Regions from separate parts of the Mus musculus genome. Here region 2 is linked to region 1. Evidence: chromatin loops called from intact Hi-C (ENCODE). Cell type or tissue: gastrocnemius. All regions are shown on one strand.

Region 1 (8,000 bases):
TCCTAAACTCCAATGGCTCACACTCTAAGAACAAGAATTGATAAATGGGTCCTCATGAAACTGTAAAGTTTCTATAAGGCAAAGGACATAGTTAATAAGGCAAATCAGCAACCTACAGATTGGGAAAAAAATCTTCACTAACCCCATATCCAATAGAGGGTTAATATGTAAAATATATAAAGAAATCAAAAAGCTAACAACTCAATCAAAAAATGGGGTATAGAACTAAACCGAGAATTCACAACTGAGGAATCTTGAATGGCTGAGAAACACCTAAAGAAATGTTCAAAGCCCTTAGTGATCAGATAATGCAAATCAAAATGATCCTGAGATTCCCTTCCACCTTACACAAATCAGAATGGATAAGATCAAAACCACAGGTGACAACACATGTTGGAGAGGATGTGGAGAAAGAGGAACACTCATCTATTGCTGGTGAGATTGCAAACTGGTACAACCACTCTGGAAATCAATCTGGAGGCTCTTCAGAAAATTGGAAATAGATCTACCTGAAGACCCAGTAATACCACTCTTGGGAATATACCCAAAAGATGCCCCACCATGCCACAGGGGCACATGTTTGACTATGGTCATAATGGCTTTATTTGTGATAGCCAGAAGCTGAAAACAACCTAGATGTCCCACGACAGAAGAATGGATACAGAAAATGTGGTTCATTTACACATGGAATATTATTCAGCTATTAAGAATGAGGACATCCTGAGTTTTCCAGGCAAATGGATGGAACTAGAAAATATCATCCTGAGATAATCAGACCCAAAAGGACATGCATAGTATGCACTCACTAATAAGTGGCTATTAGCCAAAAAATGTACAGAATACCCAAGGTACAGTCCACAGAACTCAAAAAGTTCAACAAGCTTAAGGGCCCAAGTGAGGACACCTCAGTCCCACTTGGGAGAGAAAAAAATCAATCACAAGGGGGGGAGGGACCTAGGAGAGAAAGGGAATTGGGGAGGGGGGGACATGATCTGGTATTGGGTGAAGGAAAATGACTGAAGTCCTGAGGGCCAGCAGAAAGAATGGAAACAGGCAATCTTGGGAGGTAGGAGGTTGGGGGGACCCTCCAAAATATACCAGAGATCTAGGAGGTGAGAGACTCTCTTGATTCAAAGAGAGGGATCTTAGATGAAATGCCCTACAATGGGGAGAGGAAACTTATAGAGACCACCTCCAGCAGGAAGACAGAGCATCAAGTGAGGGATGGGGTTGTCATCCCACAGTGAAAACTCTGACCTATAATTGTTCCTGTCTGAAAGAACTGCAGGGATGGAAATGGAGAGGAGCCTGAGGGAAAGAAGGTCCAGCGACAGGCCCAAAGTGGGATCCAGCTCAAGGGGAGGTCCCAAGGCCTGAGACTATTACTGAGGCTATGGAGCACTCACAAAAAGGGACCTATCATGACTGCCCTCCAAAAGACCCAACAAGCAGCTGAAAGAGTCAGATGCAGATATTTGCACCCAATCAGTGGACAGAAGCTGCTGGACACTGTGGTTTAATTAAGGAAAAGCTGAAAGAAGCTGAGGAGGAGGGTGACCCTGTAGGAAAACAATCCTGTAAGAGAACCAGCAGTCTCAATTACCCTGGACCCCCAAGATCTCTTAGACACTGGACCACTAACTAGGTGGTCCAGCTGATATGAGGCCCCCAACACATATACAGCAGAGGACTGCCAGGTCTGGGTTCAGTCAGAGAAGATGCACCTAACCCTCAAGAGACATGAGGCCCCAGGGAGTTTAGAAGTCTGGTGAGGTGGGGGTGGGGGTGGAGACATCCTCATGAAGACCCAGGGCAGGGAGGAGGTATGGGATGTGAAACAGTCAGAAGGTAAACTTGGAAGGAAATAAAATCTGGAGTGTTAAAAAAAAAGAGTAAATAAAATTTAAAAAGAATTTTGCCATTTATCTGTTTCATAGGCTATCACCTCTTCAAATGGATGCAAGAGACTTGTTTTCCCACTCATATTTGAGAGATATCTGGATTGGTTCAAAGTTTTTCTAGATAATGTAAATAAACCTATTATGAAGATGGATTTGTTGATTTTTTTTTCCTATTGAAAACTGGTCAGACTGTTTCTGATATGTTGGATTTGTTGGGTAATTTTTGCTTGGATGTTGAATGTTTTAAATACTATTCTGTAAAGCTCTGGGTCTCCTTAAGACTTACTCAGTTTGTTTGCTGTTTATAGCCATGCAGTTTAGTTACACTCAGACCACAATTATCTGCCTTCTGTGGAGAGTGGTTGTAATGTTTTCTTTCCAAAGCCTTTGTTATGTGGAATGACTTTTTATATAAATGCAAAATTCAAAGTTGTCTTGAGAGCTGGGTGTTTTACTGCTGTCAACTTCTTCAAGTCTTAATTAAATTTTTGGCTGTCTTCCATGTTTATGCAGAGGTGAAGCCCATTTTGGGTGTTTGTAGAGATCAGATGTAAAATCAAGCATCATTTTCCCGAGGTCTCATATGAAATTCCCTTGTAACTCTTCCTAGCTTGTTGTGGTTCCTTTGAACCTGAGAGACCAGGTTCTCACATAACCTTACCTTATGTTGTCATTTAGTGCCCAATATTTCAGTCCCACAAGGCCAAGTAGCAAGAAAAAAGAAAAGAGCACGGGTATCCCCTATATCTTCACCCCACCCCAGTCCCCACCCTTTTTCTCTATTAAAGGCTCAGTGTCTGTCGTACTTTTGGGTGTCTGTATGACCTGACAATGCCAGTGCAAATTTGAGTGGAACTGGCCTTGGGGCAGGACCAACAGAACAAAAGCAAACCGGATTTCCCTCCAATTTCTGCATCTGAGTAGTCTTTTGGTCCTCATTTCAGTTCAGCCCACAGGAAGGACACAAAATAAACAGAGGAAAAAAAAAAACCCACAACGAAAGTATCTTAATTCTTAAATTGAGATTTTGCAAAAATATGTTCAGTTCATTATACATTTCCTTTTACCTTATAGTTTGCATTCATTTCCTATATGAATGAGCTAGTTTATTTTTAAAAAGCTAAAACCTAAAGACAAATGAAATGGTTAAAAATTAAAAACTTTCCCATGACCAGAAAACTAAAAGGCTTTGAATGAAGCTGCTCCTCACCAGCCAGGAGGGAATCATCCTAACTTAGTTGTGAAAGGACTTCCTCAACAGTTAACTCCTATTGGAGATGGGAGACCAATAACAGATATAGAGGCCATGGTAGGAAAGAAAGCCCAAGAGAGGGAGACCACAAAAGAGAAACAGCAACATGTAAGTTGTACACAGTGTAACTGAATTTCAAAACAGTTCAAAGATGTAACATTGAAACTAAAAAAGAACTACAACACACAGGGCAATTTTAAAGAGAAAGCAGATTTGTAGAAAAACCAAATCAACCCCCCAAAAGAAGACACAGCCATTAGGAAGAAAATGTGGGGTTAGAGAAATGGCCTAGTGGTTGCTTTTGAAGAGAACCTGGGTTGGATTCCCAGAATCCACATGAGAGCTCTCAGGGGATCTGACACCCTTTTCTGATCTTTGTAGGCACCAGACACTCATATGGTACCTAGCATAGCCACACATTCAAGCAAAGCATCCAAACACATAAGAAAAAATAAACCTAATTTAAAAACTAAGAAAACCCTATAGGGACATTCCATACAAGATTAGCTAAAACTAGGAAAGAATTAGCAGACGTGAACACAGATTTGAGTACACAATCCAGGATGATGTACAAAGACTGAAGAGATGCACAGCATGCAAACACAGCTAAGGGGCACACATGAGAGAGTGCAAATTTCACACATATCCAGATATTTGGCTAAAGAGATGGCTTAGCAGTTAAGGGCACTGAGTTCCAGTGGTTCTGAGTTCAATTCCCAGCACCCACATGGTGGCTCACAATCATTTAGAATAAGTTCTGATGCCCTCCTCTGGCATGCCAGCGTATATGCAGATAGAGCACTGATATACATACATAAAATAAATAAATCCAAAAAACAAAACCAAGAAAGTGGATTTATTTTTGAGAAAAACAAATAAAAGCAAACCACAATACCAATTAATTCTCTCAGAAAGAAAAAAGATGGAACACTTTCCTCCTAATTTACCCTGATACCTAAAAGAAGAAAAAATGTCAAAGAAAATTTCAGGCTAATAGCTCATATAAAATAAAATACAAAAATTCTCATTGATCCATTAGTTGAATCTACCAACTTATACAGAAAAGATCACAACATGATTAAAGCTCATCCAGGGAAGGAAAAATGGTTCAATATTTAAATTATTCTGAGATATCACCACACCACAGTCCATTTCAAAACGACCATCTGGTCATCTCAATACAAACAGAAAAAATCATTTAAAATATAATATCACTCAAATAAAAAGTAAACCAGGAGTTAAATATCTTCAAAGGGGCATTGGAAAATTGTGCAGCCAACATCACGGTTGACTGTGAGATGCCAAACGCTTCCCCTGAAGTTTTAAATTGGCCAGCGAGCTCAGCTGATTCACAATTCACAGGTATGGTTAGCCTGGCAGTTTCACAAGGTGATTCCAAGTGGGTCCACCTGCGTATTCATTATATATTCTCAGAAGTGATAGCTCTTAGGTTTCTGAGTGTATTATTGTCTTATAAGAATAACAGAAACTGCAGAAGTTTTTTTGTTTGTTTTAAACATTATCTGTAATTCAGAATCGAGCACAGTTTGGTGGCCTTCATCCCTTTAACTGAGCTACTTAATCCTTGGTCTGATTACCTTTTCTTCTGAAAACTCTTCTGCCCTCTGCTGTCCATGAATTGAACATAAAGTAATAACAAAGTCACCACCTTTCACATTGATTTGGTAGGAGATTCTCTACACAACTGCATTTATGTTTGGATGCTAAGAAATTCCCTACATTTCTAAGACAGCCTTAGGCAACAGTACACACTAAGAAGGCCTTACTGTTTCTCTTCATTAAAAATGCCAAACATGATCACTACTGATAACATGCAAATGATGTAATCATCTAACCTCGTGGCTTAGAGATAGATAGCCATCATTATAAGGTGGTGTGCATCCTTCTGGAATTGTTTCTGTGATGTAATTCTATATTAAATATATTATTGCCGTTACAGAATTGAGATTGAACTAATACACAAAGGTTACTAAGTACTCTATTACCCAATATTATATTATGGATTATTTCAGGATATTATTTTTAGATTTCTTTATAATATTACAAATATAAAATTTATTTAAGCATTACTCTCTCATTTAGGGGCACTTAGATTTTTAAATTATTTCAAACTCTTTTAAGTGTTTGGCTTCAGACTCCAAGACAAGGGAGTGAGGTGCATATTTTAACATATCAAAGCAGATGTGGCCTCCAGGTTCTCCCAACATCCCTCAGTCCCTTCCTGGCATATCCTGCCTCCACCCCTGAAGTTTGCAGCCCAGGGGCTGGGCTGCCCTTCCCCCAGGGGCTCTTCCCTATATAATCCAGACATTTTCCTCTCTCTCTCTCTCTCTCTCTCTCTCTCTCTCTCTGTGTGTGTGTGTGTGTGTGTGTGTGTGTGTGTTTGTGTGTGTGTGTGTGTGTGTGTGTGTGTGTGGTGTGTGTGTGTGTGTGTGCTCTTTCTTTCCCTCTCTCCCCCTTCCTTGGGGTCAATGAACTTGCCCACCCAAGAGCAATAAACCGGAATTTAATATAATCTAATCTGGGTTGAATTGGCTCATCTCACCAGCAGAGAAATAATTTATTAATAAGTAGTCCTACAAAACAAAAAAATCTTGTACATTTGTAATTTAATGCTCTCATCCCCCCAGAACCACAGTTTTGGGGGTCATAATGGCTTCATCTTGTTTTTCTGAATCTTGTTTCTTCAGCTGTCATGCAGGGAGAAGAATAACTATCCTTCTTAATAGCTTTTTGTGAGAAAACCGTGAGATGGTACACGGGAACATACTTTGAAAACTATATCACTCACTTTTACAGGTAGACAAGTTTGATACTGACTAGCTTGTTAGGCATTGGTAACTAATATCTTACGTCACTCTTAATCTCTACCAGATTCTCGGGTTCCACCCTCATAAAAGCAGGAAGGTAGTCTTTCAGTACGTTTTAGTTCCTTTGCTTGAAAGTAATGAAATAATGACCGTGTCACAGATATCATGATGGCTCAGTTGTCAGTTCTATTAAGTTATTTTTCCTCAGAAAAGGAAAAGTGACTATAGGAACAGGATGATTTATTAAGGATGCATATTCGGCCCAAATATATGCAGCACGTCCACAGCAAATCAGAGCGCAGTTTCAACTTGCTTGTGCCTCTTTCAAATGTCAAAGTATGACTCTTGGGTTTTCATTTAAAAAAGATAACTTGAAGGCTCGTCTGAGTACGTACGTCCACATGGGACACAAAGCCAATGGCGCTACTCACTGAGTGAGCACTTGCTTATCATAAAGTCTATCTTATAGCCTACTGAGGCAGGAGAGAAACACGGGAACATGATGGAGAACTGGGAATAAAAGGAGCCCTCATTCCAGAGCCTGACCAGTGTGTCTCACCAGCTGAAGATGAAGAGTTCTAACACAGCTGTCAACATTATCGATGAGGATCACCAGTCTCTTACATAGTGATACTTTCAAGTTACATTGTTGAAGGAGCAATGGATCACATGTAAGGCCTAAATATATGTGTTCTTTCTTCTTTCTCAGCTATAAACCAACAGTTTTCTAGAAATCTTACCCAAAACCCTACTTCTAGTAAAGGACATGTTTTAATTCCCTTTTACAATTCTTGTGACACACAGTTTTATTTTAGGACTGTAACCCAATCCAAGACATCTCTAGAGTAATCCTATAATCTCACTTATTGAAAAAGAAGAAGAAGAGAAAGGTTTTAAAGAAGTTTCTTAGAGAAATCCTTTGAGGCATAACATGAGAGTCAGCAAAAGAGTGACTCTGGAGCACTTCTGCTAAGTCACTTAGGGCAAGCTCAAGGGAGCTTACACCTGTGCTCTTGGGTGTGTCTCTTTCTCTCCCTGTGTGATCAGTCACCTCTAGCAACCCCTGTGCTCTTAAACCCTTGTTTAAAATCTATTTTAAATCAACCCTCTTTCACATTAGCTTCTCCCAACATTTTTTTTCCAGCAAAGTCAAGGACAGGTTTCACCTTGGTGGAGGTCCTCAAGGATAGGGGCCTTCTTCTCAGATGGCTGACAGCAGGGCAGGGCTGTCACTGCCACCACCACTACCATAGTCTTCACTAAGAGAACAACATGGACGCTGGGGAGGACTTTAGCCTAGTCTATCTATCCATCTGTCACTTCAGGTTCAAAGAATTGGGGTCCCATATTTGGCTGAGAGTTTTGATCTTTAAAGGTATCATTTTATTTACTTATTGTGTATTTTATTTGTCACAACGTTCTCCGTATATAGTCCAGGTGGGCCTCAGATTTGAGATCTTTCTGCTTCAGCTTCCCAAACTCTGAAAACTTACAAGTGAACACCATCACACTGGACTTGCAATTAGTTAAATCTGTATGTAAGGAATTTAGGGAATTATTTGTAGAATGGGGAGAAGAATAGGCAAATATGGCTGAAATAATGTCCACACCCCCCATTTCCCATTATCTTTACTGCCTACTGAATAATAAAAAAAAGAGTTAACTTATAGAGTTATTTAGCACAGTCTGTCTTATATCAAAACTGAAGAAACATTTCTTGTGCCATAGATAATACAACAGGACCAGGAAAAAATTCTGACATCCCCTAACAAGTCTTATGATCCAGAGAGAGAGAGAGAGAGAGAGAGAGAGAGAGAGAGAGAGAGAGAGATTTTATTTTACCATTAAGGCCAAGGACCAGTTGCAGGGAAAGAGATCAAGACTGTCCTCTAACCAAGTTCAAATGTCTCCAAATCTCTTAGCAACGTAGACATATGCCATTCCTAAAATACTTTGTTTTGTATACTGTGCACTGCTTTGTTGTCCATTGTTTCATTTGATAAATGTGGTAAAAAC
Region 2 (8,000 bases), 150 kb before region 1:
GTCAGCCAGTAGGAATTGACGTTTCCAGGTCTGCACTGGCTTGCTTTCTCCATGTTCTGGAGGGTAACCACTAACAAAGGCAACAGCGTCTGTTTTGAGGGGATATATGGGACCCTTTGAGCATAAGCTGTCTTAGTGCATCCTATTAAGACTGTCACCTCAGTAAGCAACAGCTGTCAGGCCAGATGTAGCTAGCCCTGGACAATTATTTATAAATATATTTATCTTGGTAAGACTGTATTATTAAAAACTGCTTGATCCCAGTGAGGCAGGAGAGTACAATGGAGAGAAGACCACTGTTGCCAAGGTGGACATAAAACAGGGCACACATGAGACAGCCTGTGCTACATAAATGGCCTCATAGACCAGGATATAAAGTCCCAGTGCTCCCTATAGCGTTTGCCATTGAGTTCCCGACTCTTCTCCCAGCTCTGGCTTGCTTCCTTCTCTCAGAAAACTGTTTCCACATCTGCGGCTGTCCATGAGCCCCGTTCAGCCTCTTGTTCTAGAACACAGGAAGCTGGAAATCCCAGGAAATCTCAGCACTCACCAGACCCGCATATCTACAGACATCACCATGATGGCGCTCACCAGACTCCCATATCTACAGACATCACCATGATGGCGCTCACCAGACCCCCATATCTACAGACATCACCATGATGGCGCTCACCAGACTCCCATATCTACAGACATCACCATGATGGCGCTCACCAGACCCCCATATCTACAGACATCACCATGATGGCGCTCACCAGACTCCCATATCTACAGACATCACCATGATGGCACTCACCAGACCCCCATATCTACAGACATCATGATGGCACTCACCAGACCCACATATCTACAGACATTACCATGATGGCACTCACCAGACCCCCATAGCTACAGACATCACCATGATGGCACTCACCAGACCCGCATATCTACAGACATCACCATGATGGCACTCACCAGACCCGCATATCTACAGACATCACCATGATGGCACTCACCAGACCCCCATAGCTACAGACATCATCATGATGGCACTCACCAGACCCACATATCTACAGACATCACCATGATGGCACTCACCAGACCCGCATATCTACAGACATCACCATGATGGCACTCACCAGACTCCCATATCTACAGATATCACCATGATGGCGCTCACCAGACCCGCATAGCTACAGACATCACCATGATGGCACTCACCAGACCCCCATAGCTACAGACATCACCATGATGGCACTCACCAGACCCCCATATCTACAGACATCACCATGATAGCGCTCACCAGACCCCCATATCTACAGACATCACCATGATGGCGCTCACCAGACCCGCATATCTACAGACATCACCATGATGGCACTCACCAGACCCCCATAGCTACAGACATCACCATGATGGCACTCACCAGACTCCCATATCTATAGACATCACCATGATGGCACTCACCAGACCCACATATCTACAGACATCACCATGATGGCACTCACCAGACCCCCATAGCTACAGACATCATCATGATGGCACTCACCAGACCCCCATATCTACAGACATCACCATGATGGCACTCACCAGACCCCCATATCTACAGACATCACCATGATGGCACTCACCAGACCCCCATATCTACAGACATCACCATGATGGCACTCACCAGATTCCCATAGCTACAGACATCACCATGATGGCACTCACCAGACCCGCATATCTACAGACATCACCATGATGGCACTCACCAGACCCGCATATCTACAGACATCACCATGATGGCACTCACCAGACTCCCATAGCTACAGACATCATCATGATATCCTTCAACATTAAATATACAGTAGTATAGAGTTTTATTATTTCAAAAGTGGTTATATTCTTCAGTCACTAATAATTCAAAGATTTAAAAGCCAACTAATTCTGTTTTTTGAGAGAATTTAACAATTATTGTGAAATGAGTTTATGTTATCATTTTGATTCCTGGGTTTTGGAAGTGAATAAGCCTAGAAGGGAAGCCAGCCTGTTCCAGTTGTTCTGAGTTACAAGTACATTTCTGACGGGACACAGTGTGGTGACACCACCCAGGCCAGGAGAATCGCTCTCCAGGGAGGAAATGGCTTCCTGCTGAGCCAACCAACTTGGAAGTCCTTAGTTTTGGGAAGTGAATTGTAGTTCTCTCTATTGTAAATGGGAAGAGAAAAGAGGAGAGGCTAGGCTCTCAATTTGCAACTTCTCGTGGGTGTCCCTGTTCTGTGAAAGATGGAGTTGCTCGGAAATGCCAACACCCAAGAGGCATGGAGTGAGGCATGTGGTCCCTGCTGCAGGACGGCAGACAGTGCCTGCTGTTCAAGTTAATGCTTTTTTTTTTTTTTTTTTTTTTTTTTTGTCTCCAGGTCTACGGCTTGAAGGGGTACTGGGCAAAGCTGAACTCCAACCTTGAGTACATTAAGTATACAAAACCTCACTTGCACTATCACAACAGCGTCGTGAGGAGGGAATGGCATAACCTGATCTCTGAAGAGGTGAGCACACAGCTAGCAGTGGAGGCTGGCCCATGGTGGCCACGCAGTCCTCTGTCACCACCCGCATCACCTCACTGACAACCCAGTGGGCAGGGAGGACTGCTCTATACTGTTTGTTCTTAGAGGAGGAAATTGGAGTAGGGGGAGGAAGGCAAATGTGGCTCATTTATAGTCGAAGAGCAATGAGTGTACACTGTAGTACGTAAATCTACACACATGGCAGAGTGGCATAGAACTAGACACATACTGTGCATATCCACTTCCTGATTTTGATATTGTAGTGCAGCTATATCAGATAGAAGCATTAATGGAGAGAGGATGAAGGGTCCAAGGGACCCCTGTACTACTGTTGCATAGAGTTCTTTGAGAATAAAGTTTAATTTAAAAAAATGTGCTCTCCTTAACATGGAAAATGATATTATTTTTAAACCCTTTAATAGATTGCTATTTGTTCTTGCTGTTAATAAAAAAAAGCTATCCAGGAAAATCTCACCTTCCATTATCCTGACGTGTTCTCACCCCTAGAGAACGGGCAAAAGGAGATCCACAATGTACGTGAGGAACATTCTTGAAAACGCAATGAAGTAAGTATGATCTGGCTATCATGGACCTGGCTGGCTGCCTGTGTGGTCAACTCTCAAGGAACTGCTGTCCTTGGCTTCCTGTAGACCACTGGGTGCTGGAGTGTCTAGAGGGAGACACTTCTATAGGCACACACCCTATAGAGGACCACTTATGATGGATAATGGTAAAGTCGGCTTTTATAAGTGAGTACTGGCAATGAAAGACATAGTAGTTTGATTTGCTTTAATTGTTGGTGGGCTGGGTTGGTGGAACTTGCTCTTATTTTGAAAGCATATTCTCTGGGTAGATGAGTCATCTCAGAGAACTAAAAGTGCAGGCCTCAGTCCGGCCTCTGTTCTGTTTTTAGCCTTCGTTATTTCCAATAACTGACAGCTGCAATTTTTCTAAATAATTGCTGTTGTTGGCTCTAAAGGGCTTTGAGATTCGTAATTGCTTAATGTTCCTTTCAGTACACTGATTAAAGTTTTTGAGTTTTCAGGTAGCCAGAGAATGGTTTCTGCATGGTTTTTGGGGCTTTAGAGGGGAAACATCTGCATGGTGCTGTGGCTTGAAGTTTTTAAAGTGATGCTTCTGTTGGAGATAACACAGAATTTCTTTGCAGGGTGATTGCTAGCATGGAAACGAGGACACTGGGTAAGAAAAGACCTGTGTTAAAGTCGGATCTCGGTCGCAACCTTGTTCTTCCTAACCAATGGGTTGGCAAGAAAATCATTCCCAGCAGTACAGTGGAGAGTAGTGGATGGCAACAGCTCTTAGTTCACCCTGTCAGGACGACCACATAGCTCTGTTACTGTCTGTCTTAGCACTGGGACCTCCAGGGTCAGCAGCCAAGTATGTTTTTGCTGAAGGAGTCTCTGGGTCTTCTCCTCTCACAGCTGATCTAATTAGCATGGCTGCTGGCTGTACCCACAGGGTATACTTGGCAGGAGCTGCTTTCTCTCCAGCTGTGCTCACACAAGTCTCTGATGGGCCTTCTATTTAGTTCCCATCAGGTCATACCCTGGGTGTGGTCCTAGGGGAGCAAAGATGGGCCATTGGATAAGCAGTATCGTTCAGTGGCGTGGACACCTCCTTAGAGTCTAGAGCTAGCTGTCACATGCCAACCATAAGCTAGCTGTCACATGCCAACATTGTCCTTGGGGCTAGCTTGAGGGGAGAGTATGGACAGAAGGAGCCATTAGAGAATATGTAGTCAGGGTCTAGTGTGTAGGGGACAAGAGGCCTAGGCCAGACCCCTCCCCTTCGTGGAGGATAGAGGGAGTCTCGGGAGGCCTTCCAAGGCCAGGATTAGCTAAATTAAGTCTTGACAGCAAGGAGGGTTTACTCTGTGATAACTGAGGGAGAACAGTGAATATACCCAGGTCCAGGCCTTTGTGATTATGCTTCATGAAGGCCAGTCTTCATTATGGAAACTGTTTTTATCTACTCCTGTTTTATGGGCTTGGATGTTTTTCATATGTGTGGGGACCCTAATGAAAATTTAATTTGGAAAGGGCATAACAGCATGCTCAGCAGCTGTATACACAGCCCAGTGAACCATGAAGGTGATTTATCTCCACGGGGAACTGGCCTCAGCCTGAAGAGGGTGTGTTTACCAGACCATCCTTGCCTGTAGGCAGGGACTATACCCTACCAGACAGGGTCATCTTCCTGCTGTGGCTGACAGTTGTGGGAGGTTTTCTTGCTGCCTAGGGGATGTTTCGAAGCTCTGTGTGGCGCTAGGCATCTCAGGGCTCGTTAAAACTTTTCCTTTCTGTCTTGTGCTTTGATTCCCATGAGGAATGTTGTCATTGCCTAAAACTGAACACTGCAAATTAAGGTTGTTAAATGCATATTCTGAGTTCTCCCATCCTAATCCACAGGGTTAATTAAACAGGGTGGAGAAAGTGTTTATCTTGAAGGGCCTTAGAGCACCCATGCCTTTTCAAGAGGAAGCATCAGCCTGTGGGTTCTGCCTTCCTACCTGCTCCGGGACCTTAGAGATTCTGAGAGAAGAACCCAGTGGGACAGTTGTTAGGGGAGCTCTGGGAAGCCCTGCCTGCTAGCCTGCCCCTTCTGTCTTGTTAGGGCAGGATCAGTCAGAGTGGGGAAAGTGACATTTGGTTTAACTGTTTGTCCTTTCAGTCTGATGACTTGTACCCATCAGCACTGTCTTCCCTAGCAGTTGACTGTCCACCAGCTCAGTCGCTTTCATGGCCACTCACTATGGGCTCAGGAGGTAGAAGGGAGCCACATAGCCATACCCCGAGGCCTGCCATCCCTACGGCTAGGCCCCTTGAGGTTTAAGGGGCTCAAGTCGAGAACTGGCTTGTATGGCTTTAGCCTACTTCCTGAACACAACCCTTCCCTTGACTGTTCAATTTCAGAGCCAAGATTAATACCATTCTTACAAGAGGAAGACCGGCACCAGAGGCTGCTCATGGGCTTGGTAAGTAGTCTGTGGGCTTCAGAGTGCTGCCAGGCAGTGGTCCTCAGAGACAGTAGGAAGGACAGCTTCATTCTGATGGTCTTTTCTGCTAACTATTCACCAATGGGTGCTGCCAGGACTGTTGGCCTGGGTATCCAGCAGCAAGCAGGCATCAGTCACAGGAATAAGCATGCAATTATAACCTGTAATAAAGAACACATGAGTGCTTACATTCTGCAGTTCCAGACACACGCCCCTGCTTGTAGCTTTTACATGGGTTCTTGGGACCTGACTTCAGGTCTTTAGACTTGCAGGACCTACTTTCACCCACTGAGCCATACCCATCTGGTTTTGTTTTTTGACTATCAAATTGACAACAATTTTGTCCTGAAGTTATGATATTAACAAGGTTCATACATCTGAAAACGTTCCAAGTATTTTGGTGGTATCTTGTGAACGTATGAGACCCAACCAGTTCCACTTCTGGGAACTGAATCTGACTGAAAAGTTGTGGCTGTAGCCAGCCCATTCCCCTCTATCCCCCTTTACAACGACATTCCTGAATGACAGGACACTATCCCAGTGGCTGACACTCATGCAGACTTGTCTGTCAGACCTGTGTGTGCACAGGCATGGACCTGTGGACCTGTGCATACGTGTGTGTAGGGCTATTAACAACGGTCAAAGAAACATGTGGGACAAAGAAAAAATATCAACTTTAGTACTTTTCACAAAATGCATCCAGTCATTAAAGCTAGTGTAAAAAGTTTCATGACACGTGGAAATTATTACATGGAAAGAAACAGTAGAACACAAATGCATACCCAAGTAAGGCGGGGCTAAGATGTTCACACAGGTGAGGAACTATTACATCCTTTAAGTTTATTTAATTTTATATTTTATTCTGACTATTTGTTTGAGACAAGAACCATGTCTCAAGTAGCCCCCTTGAGCTCACTGTGTCTGACAGGGACCTGACCCTGAGTTCCTGACCCTCCTGCCTTAGCCTCCCGTGTGTTAGCATTATATGAGGGTTGTGCCAGGCATTCATTTACAGTAACTTACAGGCATTACAGGAAAGTTAAAGAGCACAAAAGTACACAGGGTTTTATAGAAGAAAACTGTTTAAAAAGCCCAATGAACTATCTCCCTCAAGAGGCTGAACTGAAATACAGTGGCATTGTGTCTTGCTGCTGAGGTCACAGAGAACCCACTAAGGTGGAAGATTTATGCATTTATTGTGCTCCTGTACAGTTCTCAGCAGTTGTCACCACACAGAGGTCTCTTTGGCATTAAAAAAGAAAGAAAGAAAATGTCTTGCTGAGTAGGGCAAGAGAGGGCAGGAGTGGGAAGAAGGGGAAGGAAAAGGAAGGAAAGAAGACAGAGGGCAGGGAATGCCAGCCTCTGAGGGGAGGCTATGGCTCCGAGCAGATACAGAAGCCTGGAGACACAAGAATGAATATTCATTACCTTTGCCTGTGAGGTGGGTGGTGCTGTGCAGAGGGGAATCCCTATGCCCCTTCCCAAGCACAGTCTTTCCCTGGAGCGCAGGCTCCCCGTGGAGCATGTTCTCTATGCGGAGCACAGGCCCTCCGTTGAACGTATTAACTCTGTGGAACACAGTCTTTCTGTGGAGCACTGTCTTTCCGTGGAGCACAGTCTTTCCGTGGAGCACTGTCTTTCCCTGGAGCGCAGTCTTTCCGTGGAGCACAGTCTCCCTGTGGAGCACAGTCTTTCCCTGGAGCACAGGCTCTCTTTGGAGCATGTTCTCTGTGCGGAGCACAGGCCCTCCGTGGAACATATTAACTCCGTGGAACACAGTCTTTCTGTGGATCCCAAAGCCTGTAACTTTGAAGCTGAAGGCTTCCGCGAGCATCCTTGAGGTTTCTCATCAGGGCCGAAGGACTTACAGTTGCTCCCTGGCTTTGGTTAAGAAATTACTCTTGTTACATCCACTTGCCCAAGCAAATAATAGCTGAGTGTTACTCCATTGTGTAAATGTACCACATTTCTGTATCCATTCCTTTGTTGAGGGACATCTGGGTTCTTTCCAGCTTCTGGCTATTATAAATAAGGCTGCTATGAACATAGTAGAGCATGGGTCCTTATTACCGGTTGGAACATCTTCTGGGTATATGACCAGGAGAGGTATTGTTGGATCGGTAGTACTATGTCCAATTTTCTGAGGAACTGCCAGACTGATTTCCAGAGTGGTTGTACAAGCCTGCAATCCCACCAACAATGGAGGAGTGTTCCTCTTTCTCCACATCCTCGCCAGCATCTGCTGTCACCTGAATTTTTGATCTTAGCCATTCTGACTGGTGTGAGGTGGAATGTCAGGGTTGTTTTGATTTGCATTTCCCTGATGATTAAGGATGTTGAACATTTTTTCAGGTGCTTCTCAGCCATTCGGCATTCCTCAGTTGAGAATTCTTTGTTTAGCTCTGAGCCCCATTTTTAATGGGGTTATTTGAATTTCTGGAGTCCAGCTTCTT

What was found. Peaks named below come from ENCODE experiments on the same cell type or tissue, not always from the same donor. Only the 100,000 strongest peaks of a DNase experiment are listed, where the experiment ranks them.
Region 2: a loop joins it to region 1, with 5 times the contacts of the local background. A loop is called at or near these places in 27 of 42 quality-filtered maps.

Annotation. Positions count from the first base shown.
Region 1 is chr5:21,416,031-21,424,030 of GRCm38, forward strand. The region is part of intron 1 of Ccdc146 (coiled-coil domain containing 146); the gene reads right to left. Among named protein-coding and RNA genes, the nearest start is that of Ccdc146, 4.6 kb to the right of the region's middle. In gastrocnemius, a CTCF peak has its summit at 4,778 (motif pointing left); no DNase peak of the experiment used is centred here.
Region 2 is chr5:21,267,518-21,275,517 of GRCm38, forward strand. It overlaps Gsap (gamma-secretase activating protein), which reads left to right. Exons shown (of 31, transcript NM_175437.3): 20 at 2,385-2,513; 21 at 3,039-3,097; 22 at 3,700-3,731; 23 at 5,465-5,526. Among named protein-coding and RNA genes, the nearest start is that of Gsap, 85 kb to the left of the region's middle. In gastrocnemius, no CTCF peak of the experiment used is centred here; a DNase peak (open chromatin) is centred at 4,059; H3K27ac peaks cover 3,872 bases.